4 separate regions of the Homo sapiens genome follow, and all the other regions are linked to region 1. Evidence: chromatin contacts called from ENCODE Hi-C or POLR2A ChIA-PET data. All regions are on one chromosome and are shown on one strand. Each heading gives the region's core, a stretch centred on a gene start or an enhancer-like site at or near the end of the contact. The rest is flanking DNA. Distances are from core to core; before and after follow the strand shown. Region 1 holds the start of DNAJC27 (DnaJ heat shock protein family (Hsp40) member C27). Region 2 holds the start of DTNB-AS1 (DTNB antisense RNA 1). Region 3 overlaps DNMT3A (DNA methyltransferase 3 alpha). Region 4 overlaps DNMT3A (DNA methyltransferase 3 alpha).

What was found. A loop is a pair of places that touch in the nucleus more often than their neighbours do. ChIA-PET counts read pairs that join two places held with the same protein, here RNA polymerase II (POLR2A). Pooled maps may share reads with other maps.
Region 2: a loop to region 1 is called in a pooled map, with 15 times the contacts of the local background. The contact joins the promoter of DTNB-AS1 here to the promoter of DNAJC27 in region 1. A Hi-C loop is called at or near these places in 5 of 37 single-sample maps with no recorded cell type and 5 of 50 pooled maps. POLR2A ChIA-PET finds 5 or more read pairs at or near these places in 2 of 52 experiments (A673 and GM12878).
Region 3: a loop to region 1 is called in a pooled map, with 5 times the contacts of the local background. The contact joins the enhancer-like site here to the promoter of DNAJC27 in region 1. A Hi-C loop is called at or near these places in 2 of 37 single-sample maps with no recorded cell type and 7 of 50 pooled maps.
Region 4: a loop to region 1 is called in a map of CD8-positive, alpha-beta T cell, with 18 times the contacts of the local background. The contact joins the enhancer-like site here to the promoter of DNAJC27 in region 1. A Hi-C loop is called at or near these places in 1 of 168 maps with a recorded cell type or tissue (CD8-positive, alpha-beta T cell), 5 of 37 single-sample maps with no recorded cell type and 8 of 50 pooled maps. POLR2A ChIA-PET finds 5 or more read pairs at or near these places in 2 of 52 experiments (activated CD4-positive, alpha-beta memory T cell and activated T-cell).

What each region holds. Positions count from the first base shown.
Region 1 is chr2:24,969,325-24,976,376 of GRCh38, reverse strand. DNAJC27 (DnaJ heat shock protein family (Hsp40) member C27) reads left to right here and starts at 4,422. Exons shown (of 7, transcript NM_016544.3): 1 at 4,422-4,559. The coding sequence starts at 4,473. DNAJC27-AS1 (DNAJC27 antisense RNA 1) reads right to left here and starts at 4,265. Exons shown (of 3, transcript NR_034113.1): 1 at 4,145-4,265. RefSeq lists enhancers at 3,373-3,890, 4,102-4,181, 3,891-4,409, 4,392-4,501, 4,762-4,871 and 2 more and a silencer at 4,632-4,711.
Region 2 is chr2:25,416,743-25,423,794 of GRCh38, reverse strand. DTNB-AS1 (DTNB antisense RNA 1) reads right to left here and starts at 2,702. Exons shown (of 3, transcript NR_183382.1): 1 at 2,572-2,702; 2 at 280-352. It overlaps DTNB (dystrobrevin beta), which reads left to right. Exons shown (of 21, transcript NM_021907.5): 16 at 4,260-4,280. RefSeq lists an enhancer at 3,770-4,449 and a silencer at 5,877-5,926.
Region 3 is chr2:25,292,371-25,299,422 of GRCh38, reverse strand. The region is part of intron 3 of DNMT3A (DNA methyltransferase 3 alpha); the gene reads left to right. Among named protein-coding and RNA genes, the nearest start is that of MIR1301, 33 kb to the left of the region's middle. RefSeq lists enhancers at 2,160-2,661, 3,648-4,169, 4,626-4,745 and a silencer at 4,049-4,343. Within about 2 kb of position 4,147, at least 34 of the 41 ENCODE cell types and tissues checked have a DNase peak (open chromatin) inside an H3K27ac peak, as active enhancers do.
Region 4 is chr2:25,267,694-25,274,745 of GRCh38, reverse strand. All of the region lies in intron 6 of DNMT3A (DNA methyltransferase 3 alpha), which reads left to right. Among named protein-coding and RNA genes, the nearest start is that of MIR1301, 58 kb to the left of the region's middle. RefSeq lists enhancers at 1,196-1,696, 4,191-4,781. Within about 2 kb of position 1,250, at least 19 of the 41 ENCODE cell types and tissues checked have a DNase peak (open chromatin) inside an H3K27ac peak, as active enhancers do; they include CD8-positive, alpha-beta T cell, where a contact is called at or near this core.

The DNA of each region.
Region 1 (7,052 bases), core at 3,173-5,672:
TTACAGGTATGAGCCACCGCACCTGGCCCATAACATCTTTTCTGTGGTATTCCAGCCAAATATAACATAACTGACTCTAATTTCAAGAATACACAAACAAACACAAATTGAGGAATATTCTAAAAATAACCGTCATTTTGAAAGAAAAAGAAAAGCTGAGGAACCATTCCAGCTTAAAGACTAAAGATATGTAACTAAATGATCCTAGATTAGATCCTAGACCAGTTGACCAAGTCAAACACAGCTATAAAGAATATTATTGGGACAAATGGTGAAATTTGAGTGTTAACTGTGAATTAGATAAAAGTTTCCCAAATTTTCTTTGTTCACAGTGCTTTCAGCATCTCAGGGTTTTGTTTTGTTTTGTTTTGTTTTGAGAGGGAGTCTCGCTCTGTCACCCAGGCTGGAGTGCAGTGGTGCTATCTCGGCTCACTGCAACCTCCGCCTTCCAGGTTCAAGGTATCCTCCTGCCTCAGCCTCCCGAGTAGCTGGGATTACAGGCGCCTACCACCACATCCAGCTAATTTTTTGTATTTTTTAGTAGTGACGAGGTTTCACTGTGTTAGCCAGAATGGTCTCGATCTCCTGACCTCGTGATCCGCCCGCCTCGGCCTCCCAGAGTGCTGGGATTACAGGCGTGAGCCACTGCGCCCGGCCCAGTGTACTCACTTTTCATCACAACCAACTGGAAAGCCTAGATGCCCCAAGACATGACATAGCCAAGGAATTTGGCGCCATCTATTGTTGAAACTGTAAACAACTTCAAGCTAGTAGTTTTGTACAGTCATTTAGATTTCATTTTGTTTGCCTTGAAAATTTAGAATGCAAGCTATTCCACAGATATCCCCCCGTGGATTTACTGTGGGGATGTGAGGTACCTCAGTGTACAGTTTGATTCAAACCACAGGATTTTATAATAGTGCTGTATAAATGCTGCATTTTCTGATTTTGATAAATCACTGTTGCCATGTAGAAGAAAGTCCTTCTGAGGAAACACACATTATTTATGGATAAAGAAACAAGCTGGCTGGGCACATTGGCTCATGCCTATAATCTCAGCACTTTGGGAGGCTGAGGCAGGAGGACTGCTTGAGCCCAGGAGTTCAAAACCAGCCTGGGCAACACAGTGAGACTCCTTCTCTAAAAAAAAAGAAATACATATATAGGTAAGTATGACATATATTCATATATGTATATATACACACTATATATATATGTGTATATATTATATATGTCTTTATATATATTTTTGAGCAATTCTCCTGCCTCAGCCTCCCAAGTCACTGGGATTACAGGTGCCTGCCACCACATCTGGCTAATTTTTGTATTTTTAGTACAGATGGGGTTTCACCATGTTGGCAAGGCTGGTCTCGAACTCCTAACCTCAAGTGATCTACCCGTCTTGGCATCCCAAAGTGCTGGGATTATAGGTGTGAGCCACCCAGCTGGGCCTGTGTTTATATCTATCTATGTATATCTATCTATTAAAATGTCTGCAAATAAACCTCAAACTACTCAGAAACATTTGAGTATACATGTACATATAGATAGCACAAGTGATAGAAAAAATGGGACAAAATGTTAACAACTGATGAATTTGGATAAAGGGTAGACAAGATTTTTTGGTCTCATTCTTGAAATTTTCTGTGTAAAATTATTTCAAAACAGTTTTGAAAGATGAAATGCAATACTACATTTTAAGGTATATATTCATATATAGTAAAACAATTTTAAATGCCTGGAAATTAAAGCAGCATTCAGATTGTTGCAACTGTTTGTAGAGAGGGAAGAGGGATGTATTGGGAAAGGCTACGCACAGTATCAGTGATGTTTTCTTGTTTCATTTATTTATTTAGAGACAGGGTCCAACTTTGTTGCCCAGGCTGGAGTGCAGTGGCACGACCACAGCTCACTGTGGCCTCAACCTCCCAGGCTCAGGTGATTCTCCAACCTCAGCCTCCCGCGTGGCTGGGACTACAGGCTTGGGCTACCACAACGGCTTTTTTTTTCGTAGAGACAGGGTTCTGCCATGTTGCCCAGGCTGATCTCAAACTCCTGGGCTCAAATGATCCACTGGCCTTGGCCTCCCAAGGTGCTGGGATTATGGGGTGGGCTACCATGCCCAGTGGTGATATTTTATTTCTTAAATTGGGTGGGGGATACATGGCTATTCATTCCATTATACTTTATACCTTTAAGTATGTCCTAAATATTTCATAATTTACTTTCTAAAAATACACATTAAAAAGATGTAGGATTTTTCTTAACACATAAAAAAGTATGAGCAAATGAGAGCATGTGGCTGCTGTTTGCTGGGAGACTACTACGTACTTCCTGTGCATTATCTCCTACAATCCTTATCACCACCTCATGCCTACAACATATGCCAAGATTAAGTGTATCGGGCTGGCTCCAGAATCCATGCTCACACTATACCTCCCAGGTCCATACTATGGAAAAAGCAGCTAACTCGTGCTGATTTTTATTTTTTTATATTCAAAGAGTGGGGGAAAAAAAACAACTTTCTTGCTCTTTCGATTCCAAACTAATTTAATACACACAGTAGAAAATGTAGCTATATACAATAAAGTGTCAAAAGCATCAATATGGGCCGGACGCTGTGGCTCATGCCTGTAATCCCAACACTTTGGGAGGCAAAGGCAGGAGGGTCACCTGAGGTCAGGAGTTCGAGACCAGCCTGGCCAATATGGTGAAACCCCGTCTCTACTAAAAATACAAAAATTATCTGCGTATACCGGTGGGTGCCTGTAATCCCAGCTACTCGGGTGGCTGAGGCAGGTGAATTGCTTGAACCCGGGACACAGGGGTTGCAGTGAGCAGAGATTGTGCCACTGCACTCTAGCCTGGGCAACAAGAGGGAAACTCTGTCTCAAAAACAAAAACAAAAACAAAAAAAACCCCATCAATATGAAAAAAATAGTAATCAATTTAAATCTGTGGCATGTTTTACTGCTTAGTCTCAACAGCACCATACTTAATCAATCATAACAGCTGAAGATTTGACATTTTATAATTATTCTTCCACAATACCAGTTACCCTATTACAGGGCCAAAGGTGAACTGTCGAAGAAATTACATGTTTAGTAATTTGATTTATTAAATCATACTGAGAAGTTAGCATGTGGATTCTTTTAAGCTTTAAAACTATCCAAATTCTAACCAGGACTTATATTTCATATTTGTAAATAATTTTAGAAGCTTCAGTGAATTAAGTTATATTATTTGATTATCAAAACAATCCAGAATAAACTTGTCTTAAAAAAAACTTAATGTTTAAAAAACACATTTTAAAATTAAAATGTGGAAAATCTGACTTTACTGTGAAATGTTGAGCCTTTGCTCATTGCCTTCCTGTAATGCACTTCCCTTAAGATGTTTAAAGTTAGGTGAGAAAAGAAGCAATGCTACTTTTGTCTTTGTAATATACAGGGAAATTGGCAGCCATTTTTTTTCAGGGCACTATAAATAATCATTGTCAAGTTCTATTTATCTTCTGTAACTGAAGATATTCACTGAAAAAAAATTACCGTTCCTGTCAGACTGACTTTTATTCAAGCACTGTCACATTGTCAGCTAAAGGGAAGGGGAGAGCAGACGTCGAGGTCACGTTCGAAGCGAACAGCGGGGAGCTGAGGAAACTGACGTCCACAGCTCCAGCCTGGCTTAGCGTTAACACCTGCAGTAGACCAAGCCTTTCTCCCACAGAGGAGTCAACAAATCCATCAGAGATCTGTAATAGGAGGGCCAAGACTAAACACTCTTGCCTTGACTCCAAATAGACAACTCCATTTAAAATAAAAAACAATAGGAACCAGATTCAGAATCGCTTCACGCCTTGCCCAAGGCCCTCTTCCAGAACCAGGGTTCCGACCTCCCCACTTTCCTGGCTTTGGGGTCTGCCTCTCGGGGATCTCGAGCAAGGGGAACAAAATATTGGAGGGGGAAGAGGAGCAGCAGCCCGGCCCATGGAACCGAAAAAGAATCCAGAAAAAAAAAAAAACACTCCCAAACGGACGAGACACTACCAGACCCGCCCTGAAGAGCCAATACATTTCCACCACTCGGCTGCGAAAGCAACAAACGCCTCCCGTCCGGGCGTCCCTGAAAACAAGGACGCGCTCACCTCGAAGGGTAAACCCAGCCGCCCCCCAACGCCGCCTTCCCGTCAGGGGACGAGGCCTTAGAAACTCGGTAACTGCAGTCGCGTCTCCAGGGCCTGCAGATGACGTCAGCAGCCCCGCGCTAGCATCGCGAGACTCCCGTCTCCCTCCCCCGGCTCCCCACGCTCCCAACCGCCCGCGCCTGCTGCCAGGCAGCGGCGGGGATGGCGAGCAGCGGAGGCGAGGCGGTGACGAGAGCAGCGGCTCCGCCATTGGACGAGGAGGCCTGAGGGACGGGCCAGCGGTGCACAAGAAGAGACCGAGGCGGGTGGCCCCGAGAGAGCCAGGGCCATGGAGGCCAACATGCCGAAGCGGAAGGAGCCCGGCAGGTCTCTCCGCATCAAAGTCATCTCCATGGGCAACGCCGAAGTGGGGAAAGTGAGTACAGCGAGCCGGGAGGGGCGGGCCCCAGCGTGGCGGGGCGACGTGTCCATTGGCTGGAAGGGCGGCCACTCAACAGCCTGGGGCCCGGCCTCCTCTCCGCCCCCGAGCAGGCCCGGGTCTCAGCCGAGGGGTGCGGCTCCGCGAACGAAACTCCCCGACCTTTTTGACCTTTCCGTTGCCCCCTCGTCCTCCGACGTCACTCTTCCGGAGATGGTGTCTGGGGTGGCCTCTAAGCCTTGAATGTACCCCCAAAAGAGTAAGAAGGCCTGGGTCCCCATGAGGGGCCGTCGGCCTAGATACCTTGCCCGCGTTCTAGGGGGCCGTCCGGGACCGGGAGATGGAGGATGAAAGTTTAGTTCCCCCAGCCGGGCCTGGGAGCCGGCGGAACGTTATGGGGTGCGTGTGAGAATTTGGGGTTCGCGAAATGGTGCCCGGCAGCCCAGATTCTGCATTCCCGTCACGAGAGAGCGTAACTGACGTTGACGTGTTTCACAGGGGAGGTGCAAGGGATGGCCGGGGTCCGCGCTGTTTTGTTTTGCGTTGTGTTTTATTTTTGGTGGTGTCCCCATATCTGTTAGTTCCACCGCCCTTCTCTCTGCCCCATCTGTGGTTCATCAGCTATAAACTCTCCTTTAGTACGTGGGGAGGGAAGGCCAGAGGTAACCTGAGGCCTTTTCCCTTATGAATTCCAAGACGGCCTCCTCTTCACTCAAATTCTTTCCTTTTGGGCAAGTGGAATCTGTTGGTTAAGAACTTCCCAAGGTCATCAAATCAGTGACCGAGGAAAGATTAGAACCTAAGTCTTCACATTCCCACTGCGGTGCTCTTTCCGTCGTTGTATGCGTTCAAAATCAACTCCGAAAGAGCTGTTAAGGCAGTGCCTAGTCCAGTGCCTGGCACCCAGGAGATGCTCAGTAAATGTTTACTTAGTGTTTTTTATTTCTGTGTAGCATGATCCCGTACTACTTTTGTGTGTATGTGCTAGCATAGTATTCACTGAAAGTCAACATTTTTTTGAACGTCAGCTGTGTACGAGGTGTTTTTTTTTTTCTAGGGACTGGGCACGCTAGCTCAGGCCTGTAATACATCAGCACTTTGGGAGGACGAGGCGGGCGGATCACTTGAGGTCAGGAGTTCAAGACCAGCATAGTGAAATCCTGTCTCTACTAAAAATGCAAAATTAGCCAGGCATGGTGGTGCACGCCTTTAATCCCAGCTACTTGGGAGGCCGAGGCGGGAGAATCGCTTAAGCCGGGGAGGCAGAGGCTGCAGTGAGCCGAGATCACGCCATTGCACTCCAGCCTGGGCGGCAGAGTGAGACGCCGTCTCAAAAAAAAAAAAAAAAAAAAAAGTAATTTTACTGTGCCTAATGATACAACATTAGAAGCAGCTCAGAATGCCCAGTGTCACCACATCTACTTAACATTTTTCTAGTTTTATTAGCCAGTGCAATTAGACAAGAGTAAGAGAATATAAAAATATTAGAAAAGAGAAGGTAAAATTAACATTATTTGCTAATAATACGATTGTTTACCTGGAAACCCAAAGAGAAATAACTGAAAAACTATTAGAAACATTATAAAAATTCAATAAAGCAAAATTATTACCCACAAATTAATAACTTTATTGTGTCCAAATTATATTCAGTTGGAATGTGTAATTGAAAAACAATTTTAATTTACAGTTACAACAAAAATAAAGTTCCTAGGTTTAAACTTAACATGAAATAGGCAGCACCTATATGAAGACAAGTTTCAAACTCTACAAAGGGAGATAAATTACTTAGGCAAATGGAAAGATATACTTTTTCCTTACGTGGGATTACACAATATTGTACAGATGTGAATTACTCAACCTACAAATGAAATTCAATTCCAGTGAAAACATCAATAAGGGTTTTTTTTTCCCAGAACATAATACAAGACTACTAAAGTCTTCATGAAAAATTAATGTGAAAACAACAAAGAAAATTGTGGGGAAAAAAAAGAAATGAAAGAAGACCAACTGTATCAGCCATTTAAAAATATTTTTCAGGCCGGGCGCAGTGGCTCACGCCTGTAATTCTAGCACTTTGGGAGGCAGAGGCAGGTGGATTGCCTGAGCTCAGGAGTTCGAGACCAGCCTGGGCAACATGGTGAAACCCCATCTCTACTAAAATACAAAAAATTAGCCAGGCATGGTGGCGCACGCTTGTAGTCCCAGCTACTCAGGAAGCTGAGGCAGGAGAATTGCCTTGAACCTGGGAGGTGGAGGTTGCAGTAAGCCCAGATTGTGCCACTGCACTCCAGCCTAGGCGACAGAGTGAGACTCTAAAAAGAAAAAAAAAATTTTTTTTCACTGTGATGATGGTTTTTCAACGTTCACAGTTTCCACCAGAAAGATTTTCCTTAGTGTTCGGTAAACCTTCCTTGGATGTCTATGAGAGCTTTGCATGCATTCCCATGTTGGTTTCTGTGATGTATAAAAGTAGACCCCCATCTTACAAAT
Region 2 (7,052 bases), core at 1,453-3,952, 450 kb before region 1:
CCAGCTACTTGGGAGGCTGAGACAGGAGAATCGCTTGAACCCAGGAGGTGGAGGTTGCAGTGAGCCGAGATCACACCACTGCACCCCAGCCTGGGCAACAGAGCAAGAAAAAAAAAAAAGAAAAGAAAATCCTAATTTTAATTTAAAAGGGGTTGTCTGCTTTTATTGATGTTCAGTATGCTAGCATTTAATTCTCTCATAAAATAGTCGGAAGCAGTTAGTCAGATGGACAATCAAGCCACATGGTCTGAGATACTCATAAATTAAAATACATCTCACAGTAAATTTTCATGCCACAGAGAGTTCTTTCATTCTGCTGCTTCAGGAAACTATTATGTACTTTATCTTCTATCTGAAATGATAATTTAAAGAAGCATACATAAGAAGTGACATCACTGTTAATTCATTCAACAAAAATCTTAATCCTTTTTTGGAATAAAGCAGGGTTAAAATTAATTTTTTTGTTTCTTTAACAAAAATCTATTGAGTTCCTAAGTGTCACATTAGTTATTTGGCATATCATGGTGACTAGACTCAATCCCTGATCAATCAAGGAGTATCAAGGACCCTCCTTCTTTGTTTTTTTGTTTTTTTGTCTGAGATGGAGTCTCACTCTGTTGCCCAGGCTGGGGTGCAGTGGCACAATCTTGGCTCCCTGCAACCTCTGCCTCCCGGATTCAAGTGAGTCTCCTGCCTCCTGCCTCAGTCTCCTGAGTAGTTGGGATTACAGGCACCCGCCACCACAACCAGCTGATTTTTGTATTTTTAGTAGACGGGTTTCACCATGTTGGCCAGGCTGGTCTCGAACTCCTGAGCTCAGGTGATCCACCCACCTTGGTCTCCCAAAGTGCTGGGATTACAGGCGTGAGCCACCCTTTATTCTTTTTAATGACATAATGTAGACTGACACTCAGGCATTCATGTTTCTCTACATATCTTTCCCTTATACTTTTTACCTGATTAATGAGTATTAATTAATTACTGACCTCAAAAAAACTTCCTATTTAATCTAGAAGTGTTTATGTGTTGGTGTTTCTAATCCATGTTCTACTTCATTTTCCATTTGTCTGATATTGCTTTTGAAACTCATTTTACCAGGCCAGGCGTGGTGGCTCATGCCTATAATCCCAACACTTTGGGAGGCCGAGGCAGGTGGATCACCTGAGGTCAAGACCAGCCTGGCCAATATGGTGAAATCCCACCTCTACTAAAAATACAAAAATTAGCCAGATGTGGTGGTGCATGCCTATAATCCCAGGTACTCAGGAGGCTGAGGCAGGGGAATCACTTGAACCCAGGAGGCGGAGGTCACACTGAGCCGAGATCGCGCCATTGCACTCCAGCCTGGGCGACACAGTGAGACTCCATCTCAAAAAAAAAAAAAAAAAAAAAAAAAAAAGAAGAGAAAAGGAAACTCATTTACATTTACCAGATGAATTCTGCAGTTTTGAATTTCAACCTCATTTGCAAATGCTTATCTAGTTTGAGTGTAAATTTTTATGTAAATGACTACAGTGGCTATGTCATTGCTTTGGCCACCTTGCCAGACCTCATTCATGTGGAAGAGACTCACATGTTTTTAGGTGACATAAGCAGTTCTAAGTTTACACTTTATAATTAAGGTATTACCCCCTTTTAAATCACGTTGGCTCTATCCCTTGTCATCAGTCAATATTTAGTGACCCCACCTGACTAGTTGATAACACAGAGGTTCTCAGACCTGGGATCTGACCTGTTTACTGTGTTGACAGAGCCTTAAGGGCTTTATCTGAATAAGTTTTGTGAGTTTAAATTATACAACACTATCCTAAATAACACTTTGCCAAAGTCCATTCTCTCCCCAGTACCAGGCCACATGGAAGGCCTGTAAGTCCTGGAAGCGCTGCCCTGCCCACTGTCCCCAGCCTAACCTGATATATCTACTGCAAATTACGGTTTCTCTTCTGACAAACTTAAATTGCAATCACCAGATGTCCAAGTATGAAACATTGCTTTCTGAATTTCCCTATTCTGTTGAGCCACAGCAGTGTTCTCTTTAATACCAAACCTGGAGAAAACTGTGGAAGTAGGGAGATGTCTTAGAAACAGTTCTAAGAAATTACATACTGGTCTTTTGACCTCGGATACAATTTCAGCCTGTTAGGATTGCCCCATCCCTCCCCAACCATCGCACTTTCCACTTCAACACAGTGCCAGCAATGAAAACACATTTTATAATTGTTTAATAACTGTCCTATGACTGTTTGCCTTGCCTCAAGAATATAAGAAAAGTGTCCTGCCCCAAAGGGAAGTCTGGCAAGGAAGAGAGCTTGCTTCCTAACTGCAAAGCAGGTGCAAAAGCAGAAGCGCTCTAATTCCTTCCCGCTGCCAGAGCCAGTGTTCAGCGCTCTGTGCCTAGGCTCCTGTGAGTTTGGCTTTGGTCAGGCATCCAGCATCTGGCTTTGATTGTGAAGAGCACCTTCCCATGCTGAGTTGGGAGTCTCCTTAAGAGATTTCTCGGTGCCCATTTATTTCTAGTCCCTGTCTGTCCCTTGCAGTAATAAAAATTATGTTCTCCAAGTGTTTACTCACCCTCTCCCTTTCGTAATTCCTTTGCTTTACTGAGGTCTTTCTCACCATTGCACCCAGGTCTGTAGACTGTGTGGGAGCAGGAGCACTTACCCATTCCTGAGACTTCCTAGGCACGTACATGTTCAGTAAAGACTGGCTGCATGAATTGTTCCAATTTAAATAGAACCATTGCACAGCTTTTAGATTTACATACTAGGCCAAAGAGCTGAGTCTCCCTGACCACAGTGACCCATGGTGAGGCACAGAAGGAGGAAGTGGAAGAGGCCCATTAAAAGACAGAGTAGATGAGTAGCAAAGAACTGAAGAAAGAGAAACTTGAAAGTGTTCTCTTTATCCTTTTTCCTGCAGTGTCTGATAGTGCATTCATTTGGGCAGTCAGCTAATAGCCAGCAAGTGCCTGCTCTGTGTTCCATCACCATAAGGTTCTAAAAGACAGAGACCGGCCAGGTGCAGTGGCTCACACCTGTAATCCCAACACTTTGGGAGGCCAAGGTAGGCGGATCACCTGAGGTCAGGAGTTAGAGACCAGCCTGACCAACATGGTGAAACCCCATCTCTACTAAAAATACAAAATTAGCCGGGCATGGTGACACATGCCTGTAATCCCAGCTACTCCAGAGGTGGAGGTTGCAGTGAGCCCATATCGCACCATTGCACTCCATCCTGGGCAACAAGAGCGAAACTCTGTCGATAGACAGACAGATAGATAGATAGATAGATAGATAGATAGATAGATAGATAGATAGATAGATAGATTGATTTAGATGACAGAGACCATTTCTTTGTTTCCAGTGCTTTCTGCATAAGAGGACTAAATAAACCTGTATTGAATTAATGAAAAACTGAGGTCAAGAATTCTTTTTTGAATGACCTTTCAGGGTCTCCAAACAGTTTCCAGTTTACTGGGGGAAGTTGTGTATGTATGGGACTCACTGAAAAAAAAAAAAAAAAAAAAAAAAAAGACTGTGCCTGAAAGCAAGTAGACGGGGATACAGTTCCAACATGTTTAGTGTGGAGAGGGGACCAAATAAGAAAAGAACCTGTAGTGGGCAGAATTGCTAGTTGGGAAGTGATGAGGGCAGTGGGTCTCAGACTTGTATGCACCAGAATCAGAGACAAGATTGAACGCATTGCTGTGGCCCACCCCTAGAGCTTCGGTTTGGTGGGGATAGGGTGAGGCACAAAGTTTACATCTCTGACAAGTTCCCAGGTGATGCCGATGCTGCTGGTCTGTGTTCCATGCATCAAAAACCACTTGCCTCGATAAATGTACCTAAACACATGTGAATATCGTGAATGATGAATATAGAATTATTATTACAATTTCAAGTCATGGTTGCACTTCCTCTTTCAGATTCCCCTAAATAGCTATGTGAACCTTAGGCAGGTCAGGCCCTCTAGGCCTGTTTGATCTATAGTAAGAATGTTGGCGAGGTGGTTTCTAAGGTTCTTTCCTTCTAGCTCTAGGAGTTAGCATTGAATCACTCACCGGGCCGAGGCCTGCTGCTTGCTTCGTCCTCTGATGCTCCTGTGGGGGATGGGGCCTTTGATCTCAGCACCTGTGGGCCTGGCCTGGTTTGCCTGATTTTTCTATCATTTCTGACCAATGTTTGTGGTGATGGGCATTAATGGGCATTAATTTCTCTCCTTTTTTCCTCTGCCTTTTTTTTTCATCTTCAACACTCCAGGAGGAAGAGCAAAAGCAGGCAGTAAGTGAACTTCGGAATTTCCCGCCGGACTCTCGCTCCTTTGCACGTTCTTCCTTTCCTCATATAAATGTTTCTCCTCTTCTCCCCGCACATCATCTCTGAAGAGGGTTTTATGTGTAAAACCCCCAGCGGTTCTCCCCATGGTGTTGTAAAATGGCCTAAAAGTTCAAGGCATGTTTACCCAGTAGAGCATGTTCTTACTTAAAACCAGAGCTTGTAAGTACCCATCTGTTGTGCGCATTGAAGTGTGCATGATTAGCCAGGCTACCATTGCATTTTCCTGCTCTTTCATTCTCTGTTGTTGTGTGTCTGGAGTGATTTTAATTGCTTGAAACAACTTTCAGGGTGCTGGGGTGACCTCATGTCATGAATGAATGTGCATGAAAATGAGGACTTCTTTTGCTAACTATAGATGTCCTGCAGTCTCGACTAGGCTTCTGGATGCTGGGGCTGTGCCAGCCTCCTTAACAAAATTACTGACGACGACTGAGACACTGACTCCACTTGCAATGATTTCCTGTTCAGAACCTACTCCAGACGGAGCTCGGGTTTTTCTGAGCTGTGTGGCTATTGCATGGTGTTTGGGGGAGGTTTATGTTTGTTTCTGTTTATCCTGATAGCCACTGACCCACACAAGAAAGTCAATTGCAGGCTTATCTACAATATTAGCACCATATGTTTATATAACATAGTAAGATTTCAAAGCATACATTTTTTAAGCTGAAGCTGAGTTTTCGTTTACCTTGGAGCTTTTTTATCCTTTGGGAGATAAATACAAAACGTTTAATTTTTAAAATTTGCCTTTTTTTTTTTTTTGAGACGGTGTCTCGCTCTGTCTCCCAGGCCAGAGTACAGTGGCATGATCTCGGCTCACTGCAACCTCCGCCTCCCAAGTTCAAGTAATTCTCCTGCCTCAGCCTCCTGAGTAGCTGGGACTACAGTCACGCACCACCACACCCAGCTAATTTTTGTATTTTTAGTAGAGACAGGGTTTCACCATATTGGCCAGGCTGGTCTCGAACTCCTGACCTCATGATCCGCCTGCCTCAGCCTCCCAAAGTGCTGGGATTACAGGCGTGAGCCACCACGCCCAGCCTACCCATTTTTTTAAAAAACACAAATGTATACATGTTTTAGGTTAGGAATATAAAACATTATACTTATAATTTCTAGCTAGGAGAGCAATGGGACCATAGAGTAAAGGCGAGAGGAAAGGAAAGAAGAGATCAGTAGTGAGGGGAGGAGGTGAGAAGAGGGTACGGAGGAGACAGACTGTCAGGGGGAAAGAAGATGGCACATGGCATCAAGAGTGGCCGACAACCCAGAAATCTGATGGCTTTCGTGGAACCAAAGTGCACTTGTTTTGGTTTTTCCTAGGTTTGGTTTTGCTTTTTTCTTTATTCACACAGAGTTTATTGCTTCCATCTCTGGCGTTTCTGCATCAGTAGGTACACTTACATGGGCAAAGCTGAACAGGATGCAAATCAAGCCCAGCCATTACATGCTTCTTCCAGGAAGTGACACGCATCACTTCCTCTCCATTTCATTGGCCAGAGCAAATCACATGACCACACTTCACCTCAAGGGGGCTGGGAAGTCTAATCCTCCAGTTTATCTAGAAGTCCCAGAGAAGCAGATGTTGGAAATACCTCCCCCAAGTAGACAAATGAGTGAGACTGTTGGAGGGAGAGGAAGGAGACTACTTATCCTTCCAGCTCCTGATGGTCTCATCCCCTTGTTATGAAGTATTCCCTTCCTGATGATCCAGGGTGTCACTTCACCTGTTGTTGCTGACCACTAGCATCCCCTCCTTCTCTTCAGCCCTCCATACCCCAGAGATGCACTTTGCAGCTGCAGCTACTTGCTGCAAACCTACTTCCAACAGTCTGCCCAGACTAACAGCATCTTCTGATCTCTCTCTGCGTGTGCCAGCTCCAAGTGAGCACAGACTGGAAACACCCGACACCTCACCTGAAAACTCTTTCAGAAGAGGGCAGGCATTGTGGATATTGGTCTTAGTCGTAGCAGTAGAGCTTCCAGTAGACATTTAATTTTTAAAATTTTTATGGATTACCATGTAATCCAAGAAACAGGAATTGCCACTGCTGTGATATTAGTTCTCAGGTCAATTTAAAGCTAGCCTTGAGCAGACAGGGGATTAAATAACGTGTCCATTTCAGTGACCTTTCATTCTGTGTGAGATCACCATCCCCTTGAAGTTGGCAAAATGAGAACCTAGACTGCTGAAGCCTGCCTCTAATGAGCCACTGTAGGTATATCTTGGGAGTTCTCCATGGCCAGGGACCTGAGCTCATGTCCAAGTCCTTACAGTCTTATAGGACTGTCCATAGCGTGAATTGGTACAATTTGTTTTTTCCTCAGCTTTCCCCACCATGGTATGAGGTAAGAAGTGCTGCTCTGTTGACTTAGATAGAAATATCCTTCTGTCCACTTCACAGGTTTAAACTGGACCCATGTAAGTTCAGCTCTGAGGCTCAAATTTGGACTGAATGACTTTACGTAATTCAATGTTTTTCAGATGTACAACTGAAGAGACTATAAAGCTTTAGAACTAGCTTCTGTTTAATCCCCACCATTATTGAGTGACAGGCCAAAACATAGGCGTATTTAACACAGAACTATGATATAACCCTAACCCAACCACCCTTCCTTCCTTCCTTCCTTCCTTCCTTCCTTCCTTCCTTCCTTCGTTCCTTCCTTCCTTCCTTCCAGGTTCTGGCTGGTGTAGTTTAATTTCTTTCCTATCAAAAT
Region 3 (7,052 bases), core at 2,898-5,397, 320 kb before region 1:
GAGGAAGGGAACTGAGGCCTGGGAGTCTGATCAAATGGGAAGGGGGAGATGCAGGCTGAGGAGTCTCTGTGAGGCAGCAGGAGAACCAGGGCCCTGGGGAAGGAAGTCCTGCAGGCATGTAGGCTGCAGGGCCAGCCCCAGCGCCAGGCTTCTGGGAACCAGTGCCGCTGAGGCCTGGGGGCAGCTCTGGAGAACAAGACCCCTGGGCTGTAGGAGCCTAACTGGTTTATGTCTTAAACTCAGATGTGGAGCAGTCATTATTTCCCAGCACCAGAGACAGCTGGTTCCTTTCTTTTACCCCCCTTCCAGCTGAGAATGGTAAACTTGGAGCAAGAAGGTAAGGGGGAGTCAGAGGCTCTGGATTTGTTACTCAGCCCTTCAAAGAAATGTTCTCAGCAGGCATGGAGCCCAGGACTTGCTCCCTTTGGGTAGAGAGCCGGGTTGAAGGTGACTGAAGTGAAATGGGACAGTAGAGGCGGGGGGGGTGGTGAGTTCCTGGAGGTGGGGGGTGTGGGAACCTGCTGTGTACTGAGATGCACCCCTGCCAGTTCTGCCTGAAGATTTGAGGCGGGGGGCAGGGGGGCGGAGTGAAGTCATTTTACTGGTAAGTAATTTTAAACCTTTTAATATTAAAGCAAACGTGGATATGTAATGAATGAAATTCATTCTGGAATGAAAAATTCACGTGATGTTGAAAAATAACACGGGGCTTCAGAGAGGACTTTCTGGCTGGCAGCAGACTCCAGATTCCCAGGGCCCCTGCACCCTCCTCTGCCCACAGGGCACCTTAATGGAGAAGGTGTGGGAGGAGAGCCAGGCCGGAGTCAGAGCACACTGGTGACTCCACATTTGCAGCGTGCCCTGCCTCTCTCCTGAGGCTTGGCAACGTGCAATATGCTAAGCAAACTCCCCCTGTCCCCGTCCAGTTTCTGAGGACAAGAGCCACCACCTGTAGCAAATAAAGACCCAGCAACCCTTTGACTCATCTTTGTGAGTCTCTGGAATCAGAGGGTAGCCACATCGCTGAGAGGTGGAGTGAAGCACTCGGGTGAAAAGGTACAAGGAAGTCAGGGACAGGAGTGTGGGGACATCACCTAGACAATGACAGAGAAGAGGGGCACAGCCGAGTGAGGGGAGAGGGGCCGGCAGTCCTACATCCCCTGGCCTGAAGCACGCTCCAGGGCAGAAGGAAAAACACTGTCTTTGGGGTCCAAGAGACCTGAGTTCAAATTCTGGCTCCACCACTGACCACCTGTGTAACCTTGAACTGCTGCTGCCTGAACCTCAGGTTCCCCTTCTAAAAATAGAGGAGAAAAGGATGCATTTCTCCTTGCCCCTGTGAGAACGAAATGGTGCAAGCACCAAGGAGCCTCAGCAAAGGTCGGGCCTGCCCCCGCCTGGCCAAACCTTTCCTCTTCAGGAGGCCACGGCAACCGTAGTTTGACAGAAGAGCAGCACCTTGATTTAATGCTTCCCAGCATGTGTCCTTGAGCAAGTCACCTAACCTCTCTGGGCTGCTTCCTCATTGGGAAAATATGGCTGCCAGTAAAACCTGCCCTGTCCACCTCCTGGGGCACTTGGCAAACAGCAAAAGAGTCCAAATGTGCAGGCTGGGCCAGGCGCAGTGGCTCATGCCTGTAATCCCAGCAATTTAGGAAGCCAAGGTGGGCGGATCACCTGAGGTCAGGAGTTTGAGACCAGCCTGGCCAACATGGTGAAACCTTGTCTCTACAAAAATACAAAAATTAGCCGGGCATGATGGCGGGTGCCTGTAATCCCAGTTACTCGGGAGGCTGAGGCAAGAGAATCGCTTGAACCCGGAAGGGGAAGGTTGCAGTGAGCCAAGATTGTGCCACTGCACTCCAGCCTGGGCAACAGAGCGAGACTCTGTCTCAAAAAAAAAAAAAAAAAAAAACAATGCAGAGCTGGCTGTGTAAAAAACCTGTTCCACTGCAGGGCCCAGTGTCCACCAGGCTGGGGTGCAGGCCTATGGGGTGGGGGCCCAGCATCAGCCTCTCAGCAGCCCTGGGAGGCGGGGCGCATCCCGTGCCCCTCGTGGTCTGGATGTGTTCTAGCCCAAGTCCTAGGTTACACCTGCCGTCGCCTGGCCTCTCAGGAGAGGCCCAGGGTGAGGAGGAGCATGGTAAAGGTGAAGCTGATTGGGAAGTCAGCTGTTGGGAAAGCAACTCCTTGCACATTGGAGGAACCGAGAAAGACTGACCCCGAGGACAGCAGCCAGCATGGCCCTTCCTGGGAGCCCATGTTGGGGGATTCCTGCTGCAGCCAAGGCTCAGCCCTTGTGGTCGCAGGTGCTGGTCCTGGCCTCTTCCCCTCCCATGCAGGAGCACAGGAGAGATGGCTTCTGAGGACCTGTTGCAGCTGTGGCCCTGGGAATAGATTTGCCAGGGAGCTTTAAAGCAGCTGAGTGTGTCATCCAGCTAAGCCTGGGGAAGGAGCTTGGCTCAGGTCCTGACAGGTGTGACAGGGATGGGGACTGGGAAGTAAGAGATGAAACCCTGGCTGGAGGCTGTGAGCTTCCACAGCCAGCGCTGGACAGGGAGGGTCCAGATATACCCACTAGTGCCCTCACCAGGTCCCACCCCCAAGCCCAAGAAATCCTGGGCTCTCTCCTCCTTTTGCCCCCAAGGACTGTCTGTCTTGGCCTTCAACAGGCATCTGTCCCTGGGTGCCTTCTGCCCCCTGGCATTGCCCTCACCCAAACCAGACTCCACCTGCCCCTTGCATGCCCAGGCCAGTGTGCTCCCTTCACGACAAACACTTTCCACTTCCTGAGCACTGACCATGTGCGGGAAGCCACCAGAGGAAGATGCCTTCTATTTCAGTCAAGTGTGCTGGAGAGAGGAGGCCACACATAATCACAGTAAATGTAGCACCGGCACGTCCTTCTTCAGGAACCCCCCGGGACTCCATTTTTTAGGGGACAAGATCTGAATTCCAGCCCCTCACCATCTGACCACTCCTTTCCCTGCTATGCCTGATGCCACCCCTTTGGCCACAGAAACCTCACCTTCTCACTGCTCCCCAAACACACTAGCCAGCCATTCCTCCTGCCCGCCCCTTACACAGTTCCACAGCCTGCCTTCTCTCCGCCTGCCCCAGCACCACAGCCCGGTAGAACCTAGCCTGAAAATGAAGCCCAGTTCAGCCACTGTGACCCACACTGGCCTTTCCCTTCTCCAACTGTCTCCAAAGTTAATAAAAATGAACTGATAAAGACAAGTTCCAAGCCCACCGATCACACACATGGGACTGCAGTGGTCTGCAGACCTCACTTTGAGAAGCATTTGTTGTCACCTGTCGGTACAGAACTGAGTATAACTATTCAGAAGCTTTTATGTGTGTGTGACAATGTTGCCACATCCACGTGCTGTGATTTTATATTTTACAACCGTATCATTTCTTGGTGCACTGAGAATTTAAAAATCTGGAACCAAAGCTTGAGCTTTCATCCCTGACAGTTTGAAAATGCACCGCCATTGCATAGTCGCTGAGCTGTGCCACACTGAGTTTGCCTGCCTCACTGAGGACAGAGACCAGCAGTAAAGGCTCATGGTTATGCAGCATGTTACTGCCTACAAAGGCGTTTTACAGGGGTTACCTTATTTGATGCTGACAAACCTGCGTGAGGTAGTTGGGGACCGCTTTCATTATCCCCACATTCAGAAGAAGAGACTGAGGTTCAGAGAAGATGATCAGGACTTGGACTTCACACCTCCCAACTGCAAAGCCTATGGTGCTCTTTCCTCCTTATCACTGCATCCGTGCAGTTTGGCTACTGGGTACCTACCCAGGGGTTCTCTGTCAGTTAATATGTGAATTCAGGGCTGCTGGAAAAAGTGTGTGGAACTGGTCCAAAAAGCATACAAAGAAAATGGAACTGAAGAGAGTTATTGACACAAATACCAGGGAGCCTGTGTGTAAGTGCCGAAGGCTGCAGGGGGCTGAGGGCAAAGAGGTGCGCCTGCTTAAAATCGGCAACGGCCTAGTTGTCTGCAGCACTGGCCAGAGAGCCAGGATGCTGCAGTCAGAGCCGGCAACAGGAAACAGGAAGTCAGCTGCAGGGCAGGGCGGGGCTTAGGAAGGGAGCTGGCACCTGGGCCAGGGCCTGCGGGCTGGCCAGTGCCCATGATAGGGAGGCGGGGGCTGGTGCGTGGAGCTGAGCCCGTGTGTGGGTGTGAGGTGGGGAGGAAGGGGCAGCCTCTAAGGATGTTGCAGGGTGACAAGTGTGGGTGTCTGAGGCTGGTTCCTGCCTGGTTGCCAGCCCAGACAGTCCTGCAGAGGCCTTTGTCCTTCATGGGTGGTTCCGGTTGGAGCCCTGAAGGGAGAGTTTCTGCCTTTGCCCACAAGGCCCTGGGGGGTGAGTGGCCCTGTGGGGCTCCATCCCCTATTTACTAGCGATGCGTATTTATTCATTGACGATTTATACCCACCAACTTCCTCCAGGGTTATTTTTGCTCAGAGGGAGCACTCTGAGGTCACCTCCTGCTAAGAATAACCCAGAATGGGAGGGAGGAGGAGGAGGGGGCTGGGCGCTGGTGCTGAGCTCAGCTGAGCCCAAGCTGGTGTTAGGGCTGACCCTCCAACACCGCAGGAGTGAGCCAGTCCAAGAGGGCAAACTGCCCCACTTCAGAGCAGATGACTTGGGGTAACCTAAATGGGGAAGTCAGGGAACCATTCTGCTGCAGGCAAAAGTCAGCTAGGTACAGCTTATGGCAGCTCTTGGAGGTTTGCAGCACTGGCTAGCTTTCCAGCCTGATAGGACCTTTGATTCTTCTCCAAGTTAAGACAGAGCTCAGCAGCCCTGCTTGTTTTCAGATCAGAGCCGCTCCTGGGCTAACCCTCCGGACCTCGGCTGGGTGATATGGTGCCCCTACCTTTTATGCATATAACTTCCTGACATCGTGTCTCCCACTCCTGGGCTGCAGCCCTTGGCCCACCCCTAGAGGTGGCTTTTCTTCCTGCGAGCCTGCATCAGTACACGCTGCTGCCCACTCTGTCTCCTCATGTTTTGGAAGGCATGAGGAAGACAGGCCGACACACTGCTTGTGAGGTAGAGCCTATGGTTATGAACCTTGCAGCTCCACCCACCCACTCCCCGACCTGAGCGGTGAAATCAACGCCCGCTACTGGAGTGCTGCATGGAAGGGCCTAGCCCATGGTGGGGACTTAAGTGCAGTGGGACTCCTAAGGATGCCGGGGAAGCCAGGGAAGATGGAGGAGGTGGGGCTTGACCTGGGCCTTAGAAGGGAGGTGACATTTGGAGAAGTCAAGGGGAAAGTGAGAGGCACCCCCGACCCCAGCTGAGCTGGGTGTGGAGGAAGGAAGGCATGCAGGGCAGGGTGAGTGTGGGGAGGCCCAAAGGCAGGGGCCATGAGCACACAGGCACAGGCCTGGCTGAGGGGACTAGGGATTCATTGAAAAATGTATACGGGGCTGGGTGCAATGGCTCACACCTGTAATCCCACCACTTTGAGAGGCTGAGGCAGGTGGATCACTTGAGGCCAGGAATTCGAGACCAGCCTGGCCAACATGGCAAAACCCCATCTCTACTAAAAATAGAAAAAAGCCGAATGTGGTGGCACATACCTGTGGTCCCAGCTGCCCAGGAGGCTGAGGCACGAGAATCGCTTGAACCTGGGCAGGCAGAGGTTGCAGTGAGCCGAGATTGTGCCACTGCACTCCAGCCTGGGCTACAGAGGGAGACTCTGTCTCAAAAAAATAAATTTTTATATATATATATAATAAATAGTAGCTGGGTATGGTGGTACACCTGTGGTCGCAGCTACTTGGGAGGCTAAGGCAGGAGGATCTCTTGACCCCGGGAGGTTGAGGCTGCAGTGAGCCATAATTGTGTCACTGCACTCCAGCTGGGTGACAGAGCAAAACCCTGTCTCAAAGAAAGAAGAAAAATCTTCTCAATCTTGATTGGAAAGGTAGTTTGCAGGCAGCCTGAGGGGCTTTTACTCTTTATCCTCTCTGAAAAATGTGTTATCTGGAAGGTTGTGAGGAGGCGGATATGACGTGATGGGAGTCGTGTTTGAGAAATTGGCTCTGGCACCCATGAGCATGGCGTTCATCCCTGAGCATGAGCACATGCTGGGAGAGGGGAGGGGGCAGGGGCGCCAGCAAAGTCCCAGGGCCTGTGGGGGGTGGCAGTGGCGGGGCAGAATTGGCCAAGCCTATGCTGCTGGCCCTGGGAACGCTGGAGAGGAAGGGGTGAAAGGAAGCCCTAGCAATGGCACAACAGGGACAGCATCAGCGTTGTTGTCAGAGACAAGGCTTCTGGAAGGGAGCAGATGGGGAAGGGGCCCCTGTCAAGGCCACCTTACATAGCTGGTCTTACTTGGGGAGCATTTAAGTAGAATCTCAGAATCTCCTTTTTTTTTTTTTCCAAAAATAATCCCTCTGTTTATTTTCATCTCTCCACATCCCAGGGCCACCTTCAGCGAGTCATTCATTCCCACAGGTCCTGGCCTTGGTGGCCTTCCTGGGGCCCCATGAGCTTTTCTAGGGCCCGGGCTCCACCTGCATTGTTCCTCCTGTTGCAGGTACGCGCCGGCACACCCATTGGAGGAGAGCTGTTGACATGGGCTTTCTTTCATCATCCCCACCTAGAGAATTTTGTACATTTTGGTTCTCCTACCTCAAGAAAGACATAAGCGAGTTGGAAAAGCTCCAGAGAAGGGCACTAAATTGATCAAGGGGAAGGCAAGGCTGCCAAGAGAGGACAGGCTAAAGAGATTAGGACTCCCCAGTCTGCAGAGACAAAGGCAGAGGATGTGATTAAGGCTATGAAATCATGTCGGGTGCGGCGGGCTGAGCACAGCACAGCTGGGGGGCAGAGGGAGGACACCCATTAGAAATTTCAGAAAGATAAATGAAGCACAGAAAAGATAGCACCATTTTCCATGGTGGGTTCCCTTCTTACCAAACCTGTCACCCTAGGATTGGCAGAAATTGAAAACAGAAGCAACTTCAAAAGAGATTTACTTAACGTATGGGATCTCTCATACGTAATGGCTTTTTTTGTT
Region 4 (7,052 bases), core at 1-2,500, 300 kb before region 1:
GACCCTGGGCGTATACGGTTCCTGCTCTCATGGAGTTGACATTCTGATGGGGGAGACAGGCAGAACATAAAGAAACAAGGGGCTGAAATAGAAGATAGCAGAGGCCTGCTTTAGTTGGGGTGGTCAAGACAGGCTTCTTGGAGGAGGTGGCATTTCAGTTAAGGTCTGAAGGAACCGAAGAGCTGGCTCTGTGAGGAGTGGGGTCAGGGAGAGTGTTCTAGGCAGAGGAAACAGCACCAGCAAGGCCTTGACTTGTTTGGCAAACTGTATGCCAGGGTGAAATGGCAAAGGAGAAAGGGCCAGATGCAGCCAGAGAGGCAGGCGGGGCTCCACACATCAGTTGGAGACCTGCAGAGTCTGCCCAAAAGCTGGCTTACTTCTGACAATACTGGGCAGCCATAGAAGGTTTCTGTGCACAGGAAGGATGTGATGTGGATTTGAGAGGCAGCAGTGGAGACAGAGAAGAGCTTTGGGGTGTATTTTGGAGCTAGAATAGCTAGGGCTTGCTGATGGACCGGCAGGGAGGGGAACTGGTGGACTCAAGGAGGACTCACAGGGGTCTGGCCTGAACACCTGGTGATGGTTGTGCCATTTGCTCAGATGGGAAGACCCAGGGGAGGATGAGTTTGGGACAGGTGGGAATTGAGGGCTCCGTGTGAGATGCCAGGTGCCTGGAGTCTGGGCTGTAGGGAAGTACGGGCGACAGAGGTGGGATTTGAGAGCAGAACCCTGGCATTTAAATCCATGGGAACTTAAGGGCTCAGCAAGGGGAGAAGGAGGAGAGACGAAGTCTCAGAACATGTCCATGAAAACCCCGACATTTCTGGGCCACATGGAGAGGAGGAGTGGCAGGCAGTAGGGACTGAGGGAGAAAGCAGTACAGAGCGGTGTCTGGGGAAGCACGGGGTTTTCCCAGAGGGTGGCTGCCCAGCCCTAGGGAAAGCTGAATTCACTGAGACATGCCCATGGCGTTGGACAACCTGGAAAGGAGCTGGTGACTTTATAGAGAAGCTTCTGTGGGGGTCGGGGAGGTGGGAACAGCCCGTGGAGGGCTTCAGCCATGCAGAGAGGTGAGAAAATGGAGGCTGAAAGACTGAGGAGGGAAATCAACTCGCCACGCACAATTTTTGAGCTGTCTTGTATGTTTGATTAGTAGAGAACTGGGTACAAAGAGAAGTGGGTGGTGACCTAGCTGCACAGGAAAAGAGAGGAAACTGCCACCACGTGGGGCACTTCACGTGAACTCAGCTCTCATTTCGTCTTTACCCCAGGCCTCCAGGGGAAGGCGGCCCTGTTTGTCTGTTCGCCTTTGTGTGAGAGCTTTCTCTAGAGAAAGTGCAGAACAGAGGCCAGGCGCGGTGGCTTACACCTGTAATCTCAGCACTTTGGGAAGCTGAAAGGAGGTCAGGAGTTCGAGACCAGCCTGGCTAGCTTGGTGAACCCCTGTCTCTACCAAAAATACAAAAAATTAGCCAGGCGTGGTGGCTCATGCCTGTAATCCCAGCACTTTGGGAGGCTGAGGCGGGCGGATCACCTAAGGTCAGGAGTTCGAGACCAGTCTGCCCAACATGGCAAAACCCTGTTTCTACTAAAAAGACAAAAAATTAGCCGGGCATGGTGGCAGGCGCCTGTAATCCCAGCTACTCAGGAGACTGAGGCAGGAGAATCACTTGAACCCGGGAGGCGGAGGTTGCAGTGAGCTGAGATCACACCACTACACTCCAGCCTGGACAACAAGAGCAAAACTCTGTCTCAAAAAAAAAAAAAATACAAACAATTAGCCAGGTGTGGTGGTGCGTGCCTATAGTCCCAGCTACTCAAGAGGCTGAGGCAGGAGAATTGCTTGAACCCGACAGGTGGAGGTTGCGGTGAGGCGAGATTGAGCCACTGCACTCCAGCCTGGGCAACAGAGCAAAATTCCGTCTCAAAAAAAAAAAAAAAAGAGAAAGTGCAGAACAGGGTGGGGGTTCTGGCTGCTTGATTGTTTTCTTTTCCTCTGGGATCCAGGAAGGCAGAAATTACTTTCCCGGAAGAGCCCGGAGAAAGGGCAGCCTGTCTGAGGTCTGGGAGGAGAGGCACTTACCCCTGTGCGTGGAATGTTGTGTTTGGGGTGGAAATTCAGGAATGGGGCTCTTCTCTCCAAGTCAGTCGCTGCACTCCTGGGTTCCCCGCAACCCAGAAACAGGGGCTTTGCTTTTTAGCTCCTGGTTCTGTGAGCGAAGTGTTTCTGTTCTCATTTAGCCCTGGGGCAAGAAGCTTAGACTATGACTTTTAGGAACCGGAAGAACTTTCAGAAATTCCATGATTCTCAAACTCTGCTCCCTTGAAGAAGCAGTATGGAGGCCTGCCCTCAGTTACAGTGAAAAAAAGGGTTCTTTCCTCAACTCCCAGGAAAAATTAGATCATAGATACATTTTCTCAATTTTAGGTCTCTACTAAAATTTAAAAAGACTTTTTTGGGCTGGACGCAGTGGCTCACACCTGTAACCCCAGCACTTCGGGAGGCCGAGGCGGGTGGATCACCTTAGGTCAGGAGTTTGAGACCAGCCTGGCCAACATGTTGAAACCCCATCTGTACTACAAATACAAAAATTAGCTGGGCATAGTGGCGGGCACCTGTAATCCCAGCTACTTGGGAGGCTGAGGCAGGAGAATCACTGGAACCCAGGAGGCAGAGGTTGCAGTGAGCCGAGATTGTGCCACTGCACTCCAGCCTGGGTGACAGAACGAGACTCTGTCTCAAAAAAACAAAACAGACTTTGTAAAACTCATGAACATTTTCTAACATATGCAGAAGCAGAGAGTAGTGTAACGACCTCCCATTGCCATCACCTGGCTCCAGCAATTATCAAAAGATTTTCTAGTAAGTCTTCAACCCTTGGCATTTGCATCCCCACTCCCAACCAATGAAGGTAGCAGTGGGCATTATTAGAAAAACCAAAATGTTGATTTAATTTAAAAGACTTTAGTACACTTGACTTGCAATGTGGAGATCTCCAAACAAAATATATTTTCTGCTAATAACATTATTCCTTATTCCTATGCTGTAATTAAAGAATCCATGAATTCCAGTACAAGTTTTAGAACTACTGATCTCATTTTCAGACTAGGGGACTTGGGGCTACCGAGTTTTATAACTGGCCACAAGCTCCCAATGAAGAATTGGGAACAGGACTAGAATGGAATTAGAATTTACGTTTCCTATTCCAATGTGGGGCCCAGGCCCTGACTGTCACACAGTCTCCTCCTGGGCTATGCCTGGGGTTAGGAAGGGGCTAGATGCAGGTATCAAGAATGGGGAAAACACAGGTAGCTTTCAAGATTCCCAAGTCGCCCTCAGACTCAAGAGTAGTAGCTGTTGCTATCAGGCCTGTTTTCTTTGTTTGTCTGTTTTTGAGACGGAGTTTCACTCTTGTTGTCAAGGCTGGAGTGCAAAGGCTGGAGTGCAATGGCTCACTGCAGCCTCCGCCTCCTGGGTTGAGGCGATTCTCCTGCCTCAGCCTCCCGAGTGGCTGGGATCACAGGCACCTGCTGACACACCCGGCTAACTTTTTGTATTTTTAGTAGAGATGGGGGTTTCACCATGTTGGTCAGGCTGGTCTTGAACTCTTGACCTCAGGTGATCTGCCCGCCTTGGCCTCCCGAAGTGCTGGGATTACAGGCATGAATCACTGCACCCGGCCTATCAGGCCTGTTTTTGTTTTTTGGTTTTTGTTTTTTTGAGACGGAGTTTCGCACTTGTTGCCCAAGCTGGAGTGCAATGGCACAATCTCAGCTCACTGCAACCTCCATCTCCCAGGTTCAAGCGATTCTCCTGCCTCAGCCTCCCGAGTAGCTGGGATTACAGGCGTGCACCACCACACCCGGCTAATTTTTTGTAATGTTTTCTAAGTGGTGTAACAACAGCACAGACATTTCTCCTCTTTTCTCAGTCTCATTTTGCTCTCTGACATTTGAGCCCTTCTGAAACTGCCTCCCTGGGCCTTCCCAAGGCCGCTGCAGGTTCCTCCCCACCTCCTTCAGCTGATCTCAAGCGGCAACCTCTGTTAGCTGCATCCCCAGATCTCCACCCCCCACCCTCTGCCAGTGTTGATCCACTGACCCCTTACCCACCCTCCTAGATCCAAGTACCCTCCTCCTCCCAAAAAAGGCACCTCCCCTCCTGACAAACCACCCAGCCTTCAGGACCCAGCTCCAGCTGTTCCCCAGGCAATATCACTTGAAGGGCCAGCCAGCGCTTCCTAATCTCAGAATGCAACGCCTGCAACCTTTCATTCAGGGCACCTTTACTGAGCCGGTTTCCAGAAGCCTCCACAGCTGAGTGACATGTAAGATACTGGGACTACCAGAGGCATAGAGGATTCCTAGTTTTCCCATGATAGGATGAGGGCTCATAGCACCTGCAGAAAGAGCTGCCCTGAATGGGGCGTAGACGAATGCTGCCTGGGGTCATCTACGCATCAGCAGGGGTGGCTTCTGGCTTTTGACGGTTGAACTGGAATTTAGGGGAGGGCTGAGGAAGGCATTTCAGAGGGAGGAATACAGCAGGCACATACCTCTCGAGGCACAAGACACTTGGGCTTTTCAGGAATGGGAGTTTGTTGTGGTGGTGCACAGCGGGTGTGGGCAGAAAGCAGCTAGGAAATGTGGCTGGAAGGTGGGGCAGGGGCCAGAAGGAGGAGCTGCCACCAGACCCCAGGCTGCACCAGCCCTTCCCCTAGGCTGTGTGCCCCACCTGGGGGGCTTCTTCCCTGGGAACGCACTCCCCAGCTTAACTTCCTTCTCCTTGCCCACCCTTGTTGGACCACAGTTACTGAGTGAGCCTCTCCCAGATTACCCCCTTCAGGCTTTCCCTCCCCCAAGATTTAAGACGACTCAGAATGTCACAAAATGAAAGAAATGGAAAATAAGTGAACGGGGAAAATGAGACATTTCTGCAGTCCCTGAGGCTGAAGTGAGAATTCCTGCTGGAGCTGGGAAGGAAGTTGTTGTCTTCTGTCTGTTCCATCTCCTGTTGCTGTTCCTTCACCTGCTTACTAGTCCTGTAAGGACTAAGCTCTGTTTTAATCATGATCACACCCTGCCATAGAACCTCCAATGGCTCCCCATTGTCTCCCCCATCATGTCAGATACCCTCTGGCTATTTCTCAAGTCTTCAACCCTTCGACCTCCACAATCAGCCCACCCCACTTTCACTACAGTCCTCTAATAGAAGGGTGTCCCCTAGGAAGGGACATTGCCATGCTCCTTCCTTCCTTCCTGTCATCGTTCCTGCTGTGATTTCCCCAGTCCATTCTTCAGGGTTGAGGCCAAGAGCTGCTGCCTCCTCCAGGAAGGTTTCCAAGATTTCTCCAGTCCACAATGACCTCTTCCCTTCCCTGAATCCCTGTAACCCTCACTGGGGTTTGTTTGTTTGTCTGAGACAGTTTCACTCTGTCTCCCAGGCTGGGGTGCAGTGGTGCAGTCTCTTGGCTCACTGCAACCTCCACCTCCCAGGTTCAAGTGATTCTCGTGCCTCGCCTCAGCCTTCCCAGTAGCTGGAATTACAGGCACGCACCACCACACCCAGCTAATTTTTATATTTTAAGTAGAGATGGGGTTTTGCTATGTTGACCTGGCTGGTCTCGAACTCCTGACCCCAAGTGATCCGCCTGCTTTGGCCTCCCAAAGTACTGGAATTACAGGCATGAGCCACTGCACTCAGACTGTCCTTACGGTTAATATTACTTAGCACTCAATCATATTTCATCAGGGTATTTTTCACTGTTTCTTATGTGTTGATCACATCTTCCTCTGTCTGGCCTAATGCAATGGGCAGGGAGAACAGGCCCAGTGAATACCTGCTGGCTGGCTAAGCAGTTGGGAGGTAGGTGAATGTGGGACCACTTCTCTGGGAACATGAGATCTTAGATTTCCACCATGACAAGGGCCCACACACTTGATTTCGAGGTGGTTTTTCCAGGGGTGCTGACAGGTGTACCTGGAGGATGGCATGGGGACTGGTATGGACAGCCTCCATGGGTAAAGGGGGGCCAGAGTCTCCTCCATCCTGTATTCCTGCCATTCTCACCAGGCTTCTGAGCTGAGGAGAACCTTCCTTGGCCTGGCAGAGCTGGCCAGGGCTGTGGGGAGGGCAGGGTAGGGCAGTTCCTCCTCCCAAAGGAAGGCACTCCCTTAGCTCCTCTTCCTTCTAATTCTCAGAGCAAAATGCACTCTGATGGAGGGCTTGAGGGTTAGGAAGGGCCTCTCGCTTCATTAGCCCTCCCTGTAGCTCTGCAAGGCAGATGAGCACAGAGACCCAGGGTCAGTAGCTGGGCGGTCATCTCGCCTGGGAAGCCACTCACTCCAGTTTGTGTCGCGGCTGGTGGTTTTAGGACTCAGTTACAGCACATTGATGGCATGACTCGCTCATTAATCTCTTCACCCCAGCCGGATTCTAAATTCCGTCTAGGCAGCGGGTACCATGTCCTATTGTTCTAGGATCTGGTCTCTTTCCTGCTTCCGACCTGAAGGTAGGGACCCTTGACTCATGCATCCTTATACTTATTAGATGCTTAATAATATTGAATAGTGATAATGAAACATCTGTGACTGGAACATCATAGTCTCTCCTCCCTTCCCTCGCCACACTGAGATACAACCCACTCCCTCCGCCCAGGGCTGCCCAGCAGATAGCAGAGCCTTCATGGACCTTAAGGGTTGGCTGCTGTTTACTGCGACCTTTGGAGGCAAGTTCAAATACTGCCTTAAGAAAGGTCCCACTTACTGGGTGTGGGACCTTAGGCATCACTTACCCTGTACCCCAGCTGAGGTTCCTCCTCTGTGGATGGACTTGGCTGTACTCTGCATCTCCATGACAGCAGCACTCGCCAGCTTGTTTTCTGCCTCTACCCATTTCTGCATTTAAGCTCGTTCAATACAGGCATTCTGGGCACCCCCTGCCCCCAGGGCTGGCATGTGGGAGGTGCAGGGTGAAAGTGTGCTGAATGAATGAACAATTCTTATCTCAGAGTTGTGTGGACAACACACAACATTTAAAGCTCCTAGCACAG